Regions from separate parts of the Homo sapiens genome. Here region 1 is linked to region 2. Evidence: chromatin loops called from intact Hi-C (ENCODE). Cell type or tissue: endothelial cell of umbilical vein. All regions are shown on one strand. Links, peaks and the distances in the headings refer to the core of each region. The heading gives the core; the rest is flanking DNA. Region 1 has its middle 96 kb from the start of RGS4. Region 2 overlaps RGS5 (regulator of G protein signaling 5).

What was found. A loop is a pair of places that touch in the nucleus more often than their neighbours do. Peaks named below come from ENCODE experiments on the same cell type or tissue, not always from the same donor. Only the 100,000 strongest peaks of a DNase experiment are listed, where the experiment ranks them.
Region 1: it touches region 2 in a loop (3-fold over the local background); 3 of 110 quality-filtered maps call a loop at or near these places.

The regions. Positions count from the first base shown.
Region 1 is chr1:162,970,652-162,976,039 of GRCh38, forward strand. No RefSeq gene overlaps it. Among named protein-coding and RNA genes, the nearest start is that of RGS4, 96 kb to the right of the region's middle. In endothelial cell of umbilical vein, for the core only: no CTCF peak of the experiment used is centred there; a DNase peak (open chromatin) is centred at 2,960; H3K27ac peaks cover 1,460 bases.
Region 2 is chr1:163,172,840-163,178,227 of GRCh38, forward strand. All of the region lies in intron 1 of RGS5 (regulator of G protein signaling 5), which reads right to left. The region is part of intron 2 of RGS5-AS1 (RGS5 antisense RNA 1); the gene reads left to right. Among named protein-coding and RNA genes, the nearest start is that of RGS5-AS1, 14 kb to the left of the region's middle. RefSeq lists an enhancer at 4,767-4,936. In endothelial cell of umbilical vein, for the core only: a CTCF peak has its summit at 2,161 (motif pointing left); DNase peaks (open chromatin) are centred at 492 and 2,152; H3K27ac peaks cover 1,157 bases.

The sequences.
Region 1 (5,388 bases), core at 324-5,323, 200 kb before region 2:
TCATGCAAGAAGAGGCAGCCATGTAGCATGACTGAGAGAGTACTGGGCTTGAGTCAGGGGATTTGGGTTTGAGTACTAATTTTGTCTCTTTCTTATTGAATGATTATGAACAAATTATTTATTTGCTATGAACCGTCATCACCTCTTTTTAAAATAGTGATAGGGATGGCTGCCTACTGCAAAGGTTTGTGATGAGGAGGTTTGTGATGCTACTCTGTGAGCTGTAAAGTGTTGTTCTCATCTAAGCCATCATGAGTAAGAAGCTGTGGGCCTTTTTTTCTGGTGGGATATCCTCTGTCTCTATGAGGCAGCAAGGGCTTGGCCATTACTGTGCCCATTTAATAATGAAGCTTGAGTCATAGATCAAAGAGGTCACCTGAGCGGTTAATCCATACTTCTAAACACTATATTACTATGCCTCCCAATTCACTCTAAGCGTACGTGAAGGTAGACTGATTCAGCCAACATCATTTTCTATGAATCTATTCTCTGTCATTTGGAGGAATCAATATTATTTTACTTTTGAAAAGATTTTTGTCCTTGAGAATCTTTAAGTGTTGAGATACAAACAGTTGAAGCACACAAAATAGTGAGTCCATCAATTTGCACCACAAACTGAAAGCATGAGCCAAGGAGTTAAGTATTAATTGGAAAGCCTTCTCGTAAGAGACAGAATTTAGGTCAGGTTTGACAAAAGATCATTGCAACTCATAAGCTATGTGACCTTGGGCAAGTTACCTAATTTCTCTGAACATCAAGTTCTTCATATAAAAATTCAAATATTAATATATTCTGATTAGGGTTATTATGAGGTTTAAATAAGATAATGTTCATAAAATACTTCATAAAGAGAAGATAATAAAAGCATATAAATGAACGACCAATACAACCAAATTAAATAAAAATCCAAAATCCAAAATAAAACTTTAGAAAATAACAAAAGTTAAATACATAAACAATTGATGGAAGCCATTATTATGAGCTTCGAACAAATTTATTTAAGTGCACAAGGTGGGTGGGAGTCTGCAGGCTGGGCAGTGTTTTGGAGATCAGTCCACAGACAGTAGGGCCCATACATTGGCTAAAGTTCAGAAGAGAGAAGAATGACAGGGAGGACAATCCGGTCAGGAAGATAACTCAGCCAGGACCTAAGAGCAAGGACCAAGGCAAAATATCAGTTCTAGGGACAGGACCGATATAGCAGGTGAGATGACAAGAAGATTGGGCAGGCCCAACACCCAAGGTCTGAAAGTCAGCTGCTGTGATTTAGTGGCAGATGGAGAGGGGTCAGGGCTGTTGCCATGCTGTTGGCCTCACACTGAATGGGCCAGGAGCTGAAGAAGAACAGCACCTCCTTGCTGGTGTGGAGATAAGGGGGCCCAGCTGAACCGAGAGGGTGGGGCCAGGAAGTGGGCCTGATAGGAAGACATTGCTGGCAGGAATGGCAAGAGCAGAGAGGTGTGCATCAATGAGTTAGTAGCAAGGAAGAACAAATCCATAGGCATGGTTGGAAAGGAGAATGTGTCCTAAGGTGGAGGAGTTTGGATTTTATCAAATTGGTCAAAGGAACAACAGTGTAGGAGTTGAACAAAGAAGAAGAGAGAGACAATGAAAAACGTGGCTTGATGAAAACTAGGTTATTGGCTGGGAGATAGAAGGATTACAAGTATAGAGACAATGAACAAAAAAAACAAAGGACTGCAACTGGGGAGATCAGGGAGGTTGTGATCAGTTCTAGATACTACTGTGAAAAGTAAAACATTTGGAACCCAGGCCAGAGTTGGAGCAGCACGGGTCTCTGAGAGTTAGTTCAAGACCCTTTCTTTGCTTGCTCAGGTACTTATTCCATTCAATTAATCTTGTGCAGAACAGAGGCTTCCAGAGAGTTCTCCTTTGGATCTACCAACAAAACAGAACTTTTGGTTTGCAGAACTAGGAAGAAAACATCATCACGAATGGAGGCTCCAGTGGCCTCTTTGTCCCTTTTAGAGTCTCTTACCTCCCAAAGAGCCCACATTCCTGCAGCTGAGGAGCAGAGACGTCTGAATGGAGTGTGAGCCCTTCAACCTCTTTCGAACAGCCAGGACTCTCTTAACTGGCATCTCCCTTTGGCAAGATGTTTGAAAATGCGGTGGGAGAGGAGAGAAAGTTTGGAAGGATGTTAATGAGAGAAAATGAGCTACCGAGAAGGGACCCTTTTCAGCAGAAGTTAGAGGGTGTAGAAGAATAATTGCAGAATATAAATATGCCTTAGAGTGTTAAGTAACAGGATTTTAGCCTCTCTCAAATCATAGGCATCTTCAGGCATTTCTGAGATGCTGTCAACACCCACTCATCACTATTTGTCTTTCCCGTGTTGTAGGGCAGTTGGAAAGTGATTTAATAATTATCTCTACTTCCTTACTAGATAGAAAAGTTTTATTGAAGCATAACATGAAATGTTAGATTCTCCACAAGGGTAACCTAATATAGTAGACAAGACAGAAAATTATGACTTGAGTTCTAATCTCACGTGGATCCTTTGTAAGTACTAGGACTATAGTCGCACGTATCCCTCTGGACTTTTGTTAAATCTATAAAATCATGTTGAAAGATTCCTCATAATTTCAACATTCTATAATTTTGAATTCTACAAAACTATAGAAGCAAAAACACAACGGGTCAATACTTTCAACTTAAAAATGGGTCCATTTGCCTTGTTTTTATGAAAAAAAAGTTTGGGACTCACTATAATTCAATTTTACCCATGGAATGAAAGGAATTGTGCTTATGTCTTTGTTTCTAACCTCTGGGTTATTATTTTCTTATGACTCATCAGACTAGTAAATGCACCAGAAAGATAAGATGATTTGATTTTTTTCCTATTTTGGATTTCTTGTCCTATATTCTTTTTAAAGATAGATGTATCTTGATTTGAGCTGATTCCAGACTACCACCAGGAATGTTGATTGAGTCTTAAAGGCAATGAATTTCAGTCTCAAAAAGGATGGATTCTAATTATTTCCAAACTGAGTCCCCTTTATTGTAGCTACTATGACTGGAGTTCAAGTTATTGGCCTTGTTGTTACCATGGTAATGATAGCTCACATTACTCAACCCAGAAGTAGGCAATTTCACCACATACTAAGTATGTTTTGGAGGTTAAAATACTCAAAAGAAAATGTGGCCTTTGAGACTGAGCTCTGGAAGATATATCTATTTTTCCTATATAATTTTCTACTTTAAATTAAAATATATTCAATCTATTGCCATGACTTCTTTCTCTAAGCAATACAAAGTAATTTATAGAAACTCAGTTTTGATTCTTACCTTTACTATAGAGAAGCTGTCTCTGTGAATTTCTTACATTCAAAAGGAAATATACTCTATTGGTTCAAGTGCTCACTACATGCAAAAACTCACATATAGTGCCTTAAGTGGATTATCTTATTATTAAATAAGATAATTTTGCAATAGACCCAGAAGATAGGTAATTTAAAAAATCATTTCCATATTACAAATAAAGGAGTTGAAGTACAGAGATTTTAATCAACTTGTCCAAGGTCACATAACTAGTAACTGGGGGTGTTGGGATTTGAACCCAGGAACTTTGTCACCACTGACCAGAGCCCATATACTTAACCACCTATAGCAATGCCTCTGGTTAAGGTCCAGCACCTGGCTGTCAATAGCTGGGATTCACCAAGAGCTCATACCTTTTGGCATCCTTTGGCCATGTGATACAGCATGGTAGTGACTTGGCAACAGAGTATATTTATTTATGGATTAATACTTCTTCTGAAAAAGACAAAGAGCCTAGTAATTTGTGTTTTGTGTATGAACTGTGGCTTTCCCTAATTAGAAAACTCTTATCATAAAAATTTTTCAAGACAGAAAATAGCTGGCTAGTGATCTTTATGCTATGTGTGTATGTTGCTTGAGGAGTTGGAGAACATGAAAAGAGAGAAGAGATGCTGAAGCTCTCCCCAGAGCCCAAATGCCCACCACATTTTGAGTAGCCTAAATTGTTCGTCTCTTCCCCATGTATTGAGCAGAAAGACAGGAGTTGGGAATGCTCCTGCAGGCACAGTGCTGGGCTTCAGGAGGCCTAAGTCCAATATCCAGCTCTGCAATAGTTGCATACATAACCGAAGATAAGTCACTGTACCTCTTTGAGCCTCAGCAAAATGGAGGATGGAATTGGCTGGTGTATAAGTACCTTTTTATCACTAACAATCTCATTTGTGCTTTTAAATGCCCTCTTCCTTATAGTAAAGATGATGATGATGATGAATCTTGAGTGAGAACAGGATTGAAACTCTGGGCCTCTTCACCAGTTTCATTCCTGGCCTCTCTCAAAATACCTCTCTGTCTGTCTGGTCAGGCACACATATTTGCCTGTTGATGATAGTGTGGGCCTAATTGTTTCTCAGAACTTCTATGAGACTGGAGAAAACAGTTCTAGTAAGAACAGCAGTGAATTGGAAGCAAAAATTTTGTCCCAACTTGTAACTTTGGGTAAGCCCCTTCCTTCAACAAGGCTGATTCCTCCTGACTGTACAATAAGGAGTTTGATCATATGCTATCATGAGCTCTTTAGAAGGTTATCTTATGATAAACATATCTGTATTAAAAGTCCATGGAGGTACAAGAGATGTGTCTTTGCAAAATTTCTCTCTAGAAGTGTTGAAAAGGCTGGCTCTGACATCTCAGTTAACTGTCCCACTATTTGGATGTGGGGTATCAATAATCAATTACCTAAGAGACATATTTCAGAATAAGATGCATAGTTAGTCATTCCAGCCCCCTCATCTCTTATGTGTCCAATTTCTTCAGACTACTCACTTTTCTTACTTCTAACTCTTTCTGACTTGTGTTTGCCTTCTACATTGCCACCAATCCTCTTGCCTTAAATATAAATCTGATCACATTGCTTCCATAATTAAAATTGCTCAGTGATTCACTGAGTGATTTATTGTCTATAGGGTGGGTTCAAACCTTTTAACAAGGCAGAATGGGTCCCTCACCATCCACATTTACTTAGCTGTATCTCTTGCCATTGCTACTCTCTGTTTCACACTGAAATCGTCATCATTCTTGGAAACCATTGCTATTTATCACCTCTCTATATGTGTTACCTACACTAATTTTCCCATCTGTAAAATGAGAATGCAAATACCCACATTCTTTATGATTATAAACTTAGTAGAGATATAATATGTTATTACTTTAAGAGGTATGCTTAGAATTCCTTTTAGAGAGTGAGAGCTCTCATCGTTTAAGAAGCAGCTTATAATGGATGTGGTTAGTGTGAAGGTGAGGTTTTTGGAAACACCTTGGATGGGCTAGAGTGAAACTAGGGAGCTAAACTGCCTTACTTAAAAGGCAATCTCAAAATTAAGGGAGAAT
Region 2 (5,388 bases), core at 136-5,135:
TTAAACATTGCACTCTTTTCACAAGACTAAATAATGTTAGATTTGTTTTACTCCTCAAGAATCCCTGGAATATTATTTCATCCCCCGTTTCCCTTTCCTCCCTACCATAGCCTCACAGACATATGAAAATAAAACAAACCAAATGAAAAATTCAAACAAAACAATAGCTCCAGCTTACCAAACTATTTTCCCTTTATAGATAAACTTGAATGTATCTGACATTAATTTGGCATCAAAAACAACACCATCCAGAGAAGATAATTTTCTAATTTGTTTACAATTTCCTGCTTGGTCTCGGGCTCTATTTGACTGCACACTAGACATTTTTTCCTGGCCACATTACATTAATGCTCATTAACAAGAAACTATTTTTATCTCCTGTCATCTCTCTTCCTCCTCTTGTTATTCTTTTGTTTTACAAAGAAAAACTTGTTTTGAAATAAAATCAATTGAAAATGCTTGAGTTAAAGTTTAATTAAAGGCTCAGAGGAAGATAATTCTTTGTCTAGATGACTCACATTAGTGATTCCAAACTGAAAACGGTTTGAATAATTCTGGGGCTTTGCAGTTTTAAATCTGCTCCCTGTGTGGGTATGCTGGCTGGCTGGGAAGTCAAAACTCAAAAGGCCACGGACCACCTCAGTCCTTCCTGCTAGTGCGTGAATTTAATGGGTTATCACCTTAAGATGCATAAGTGTGGAAAACCAGCACAAGCAATCACTAAAAACAGAAACATGGTTAAATTTTGAGAAATACAATTATATTCCACCAGAATGTGTGAAGAACCAATTATATATAAAATCTTATACTAGGTGTTTCAAGGGTTACAGAGTTGTTTCTCGCTTCAGAGACACTTGGAACAATTGAATATAAAACACATATATGTAAACTGTATAGCAGATATTTTTCCAATCACTGATGAAGGTAGGTGGAGTATAAAAACAAAAGAACGTAGGCCTGGCACAGTGGCTCATGCCTGTAATCCCAGCACTTTAGGAGGCCGAGGTGGGTGGATCATGAGGTCACGCATTCAAGACCAGCCTGGCCAAGATGGTGAAACCCCATCTCTACTGAAAATACAAAAAAAATTAGCCAAGCGTGGTGGCAGGCACCTGTAATCCCAACTACTCGGGAGGCTGAGGCAGAGAATTGCTTGAACCCAGGAGGTGGAGGTTGCAGTAAGCCAAGATCATGCCGCTGCACTCCAGCCTGGACAACAGAGCAAGACTCCATCTCTAAATAAATAAATAAACAAACAAACAAACATAGACTGTAACCTCAAGGAGCCCTAACTTCCCAATGTGCAATGGGAGATATTATATACCTAAAAACTGCTCCTAATATATCCTCAGAGCCCTCTGAATTTTCCATTCATGGCATTTTTCAATTGGCATTTATATCTCCATATGTATATGTATATGCGAATATTGTCTATCTCTCCCATTAAAGTGTCAGGTCCCCAAGAGCAGAGTGAACATTTGTTTAGTTCACAATTACAGCTTCAGCACTTAGCACAGGGCCTGGCATTTAATAGCATTCAATAAAGATTTGCCATGTAAATTGATGAATGAGCAAATGAATGAATGAACTGAATTGCTAGGTTATAGTAAAGCTGCATTTTGGGGTGGAGTAGGTGAAATATTGGAGTGCAGCTTAGAATGAGTCACGGAGGACTAAGATGTCTCTAATTTGCTAACTGGACAGAGGTAACACCATTAAATGACTATAAGCACTATAAAGTAAGTGAATTCAATTTCTGTCCTTGAAAGAGATTGAGAATGGTCAAGTGGGGCATTTAGTTCCTCATATTATATAGGACATATGCTGATGAGAAGAGGCAGGGAGGATAATTGCAATCACTAGCAATCTGAAAAGAATCAATTATAAGACCATAATTTTTCAGGATTTAAAAGAAACAGAAGTAGCCCTGGGGCATAGGCTATTCCTGTGGTTGAAAGGCTTTCGGCAATCACAAACAGGTTTCGCTGTAGACGCCAGACATATGTCAGGAACAGCGAGAAGGAAGAAGAGAGGGAGGAGAGTTGAGAAGCATAAGGCAAGATTTTTACAACACATTTCCAAAAGAGGTGTCCTAACATCGGATAATCCAATTTAAATTCAATGCAATTTAAATCCGTGTCGCAGATGCCCCCTGCTGGCTGTGGGAAGGCGTGAGCATTAGCAAAGAACTGAGCAAAGAGCAGATTGGTTCCAGGCTGCTTCCTTCTGAAGAAACACTACGAGGTTTCTTTCCACGGACTAAAAAGAACATGTCTGGAATAGATACCCAGGAAAGAGAAACACAAGCTTCTAAAACACTCGCTAGCCGTCAATGTCCACAGCCGAGAGTAAGACATTTGCCGGATTAGAGACCAGAGGAGAGAGGAGCTCCTCTGAGTTCCGTGCAGCTGAGAACTAATCTGAGAGGTAGAACCCAGCAGAGACTGACAGAGGGAAGAGGGCCCAGAGGGTCCCTGCGCGGGCCTATCAAGAGGGAGAATGCATTTTGCTGAAAGCTGGAACAGCTTTCTTCCTGGCTGCTCATTTAAAACTTCATATCAGTGGAGTTTGCTCCTTGTAGGTGGCTCCGAGACAGGGTAATGGATGATCTTGAAAACCCTTAGCGGGAGTATAAGAATATGCTAGTGGAAAGTCGGCTCAGTTCTGGGGCTGAAATCCTCAACTTGCCAGGATCCTCAGCATGGCCCCTAAAATCAAGATGGACTCTTAACTGCAGAGAAAGGCAGTGCCGGGTGATTGTGGTGGAAAGAATCTATCATTTTGGCATCTACCATCTACCCTATTTCTGAATTTACCTACTTCAGTTTGAACTACAGAAAATTCACTCATTGCTTGTGCTTTAACAGCATATGAAAGAGAAGTTTAGTAATAGTGTGATATCATGTTAAAACATGTATTTATTTTCTTACTTGATTTATATAATTAATATATGATACATGATGGAAAATGACTCTATGGTTAGTTAATATGAAATACTCCTCGGGTGCTCCAAATGATAAAAAGGTGAAGAAAATGCTAAGGAATATATAGTAGTAGTAGTATTAATGTGTTATGATATGACTTCAGAAATGAAAGCTCTGTTTCTAAACACAAGTGAATCATTCCCTAGCAGTGTTTTAGGCTTTCACTCATATTAGTGATTAATTACATAATAAGCCCCTTCAAACTATAAGATGGCTGAAAAGATGGAACTGACAATGTCATTTGTGTCAAATATATTCACAGAAAGCACGTTTATCTATTATACCCTTTCAACTCTTGATATGTTCTAACGTTTCCCTTCAGCAGATTGTCTTAATAACAACTCTTTTCATTTTTATGTTCAAGCTGTTACCTCAGCTACCCCAGGTTAGCTCATTTTCAGTAAGGGACCATCACAAGTAACCTGCAGTAACAGACTAGGAAGTCTCCCAGGGTTCTTGTTTAAATAAGCTGACTTAATTTCTTAGGACCATGGTGGACAGAGAAAAGCCTGTGCAGGCCGGGTGCAGTGGCCCACGCCTGTAATCCCATCACTTTGGGAGGGCAAGGCGGGCAGATCACCTGAGGTTGGGAGTTCGACACCAGCCTGACCAACATGGTGAAACCCCGTCTCTACTAAAAATACAAAATTAGCCATGAGTGGTGGTGCATGCCTGCAATCCCAGCTACTCCAGAGGCTGAGGCAGGAGAATCCCTTGAACCCAGGAGGTGGAGGTTGTGGTGAGCTGAGATCACGCCATTGCACTCCAGTCTGGGCAACAAGAGTGAAACTCAGTCTCAAAAAAAAAAAAGAAAAGAAAAAAAGAAAAAGAAAACCCTGTGCAGCCTCTCCTTTTGTTCACTTATTTATTCAACAAATTAAAAGTATGTTTACTGAATGCCTACCACATGATGTACGCTATAATATGTTTTGATATTTTCAACGAAATAAAAAAGATAAGGTCCTCTCATTGAGTTTATGTTTAAATTGGGCAAGACAGATACAAAACAAGAAATGAAAAACAATGAAATAAAAAATTTTAGCTGGTTGTAATCACTACAATATGACATGATGTATGTCATAGTTAATTCAGCTACTTGACCTAATCAAGCATTCACATCTCAACAGTGGTCAGCAAACTCTTTAGAAAGACCATGCTCCAAAGGTGGCTGCTGTAGCTGCCTCAGCTATCCCTATAGAGATCGAAATCAGATGCTTTGCCAACTAGCAGGACGCGTGCTAGAAGTGAGTGTTTACACGTAGGCTTGTTCATTAGATAATGGGCTCTCCAGTCACAATAATATTCAAGTTATTTGGACTTGTGACACTATTGTGGAAACCCCCACCCATTCCATAGAAAGGTTTTGAAAATGTAATTCACTCTTAACCCTTAGAGATGGCACCTGTGGCTTGATTCCCACAAAGTCCTCTATCCAGACATTGATGCTAAGATTTCTTGTTGCCTGATATCAACTAAAAGATATTAGAATCCCAGCTTAGAATATTATTGTATCTGAGCAAACCCTTCATACAAGGTGTAGTCAGGGCAGAAAGAACTAGGACTTTATTGAGATTATAGAATAAGTCATACAAACATTTTACATGAGCTTGTTAATAAGTATTTGTCCAAAAAGTATGGCACAGTTGGATTTCATTATGCATAGGGTGGTCTTGCTTTCATAAACCTGGCCCTACTTGTTGGGCATCCTCTTCTTCAGTCACCTGGGGGAGAAACACACTTTATCTCCCAGATCCCTGATATATCCAAGTGTGGAGGACCACATGAGGTCACCAGACTTTCATTTAATCATACAATTCCTTAATCTAGGTGCAAGGACTCCACCCATGATCACGCAGTCACCCCTCTCCACGGCAAACACGCAGAAAACAAGTGATCTGTAGCAACTCTTAAAGATAATAATAATAGCTTAAATACATATTAATGTATCGGGTGTTAATGCATATATTCCTCCACATGTAATTTTTCCTCTTTAAAGACTGTTGCCAGGCATTTCATGCTTTCTTGCCTCTGAGGGAGTTGTGTTGTGACGTCAAAAGCAAATGATAATTGACAAGAGTATCCCATTTTGGTATTTGTTTTCCAAAACCCCAAAATCACTGAGATACGCCAGCTTGTTCCCAGAGAGAAGGAGTGAAAGACTACTGTGTTTGATGAGTGGCAAAGAAAGAAACAGAAAGCCTGAGCATGGTGGCTCATGCCTGTGATCCCAGCACTTTAGGAGGCCAAGGCGGGTGGATCACCTGAGGTCAGGAATTCAAGACCAGCCTAGACAACATGGTGAACACTCCCCGCCGTCTCTTCTAAAAATACAAAAAAATTAGCCAGGCGTGGTGGTACGTGCCTGTAGTCCCAGCTACTAGGGAAGCTGAGGCACAAGAATAGC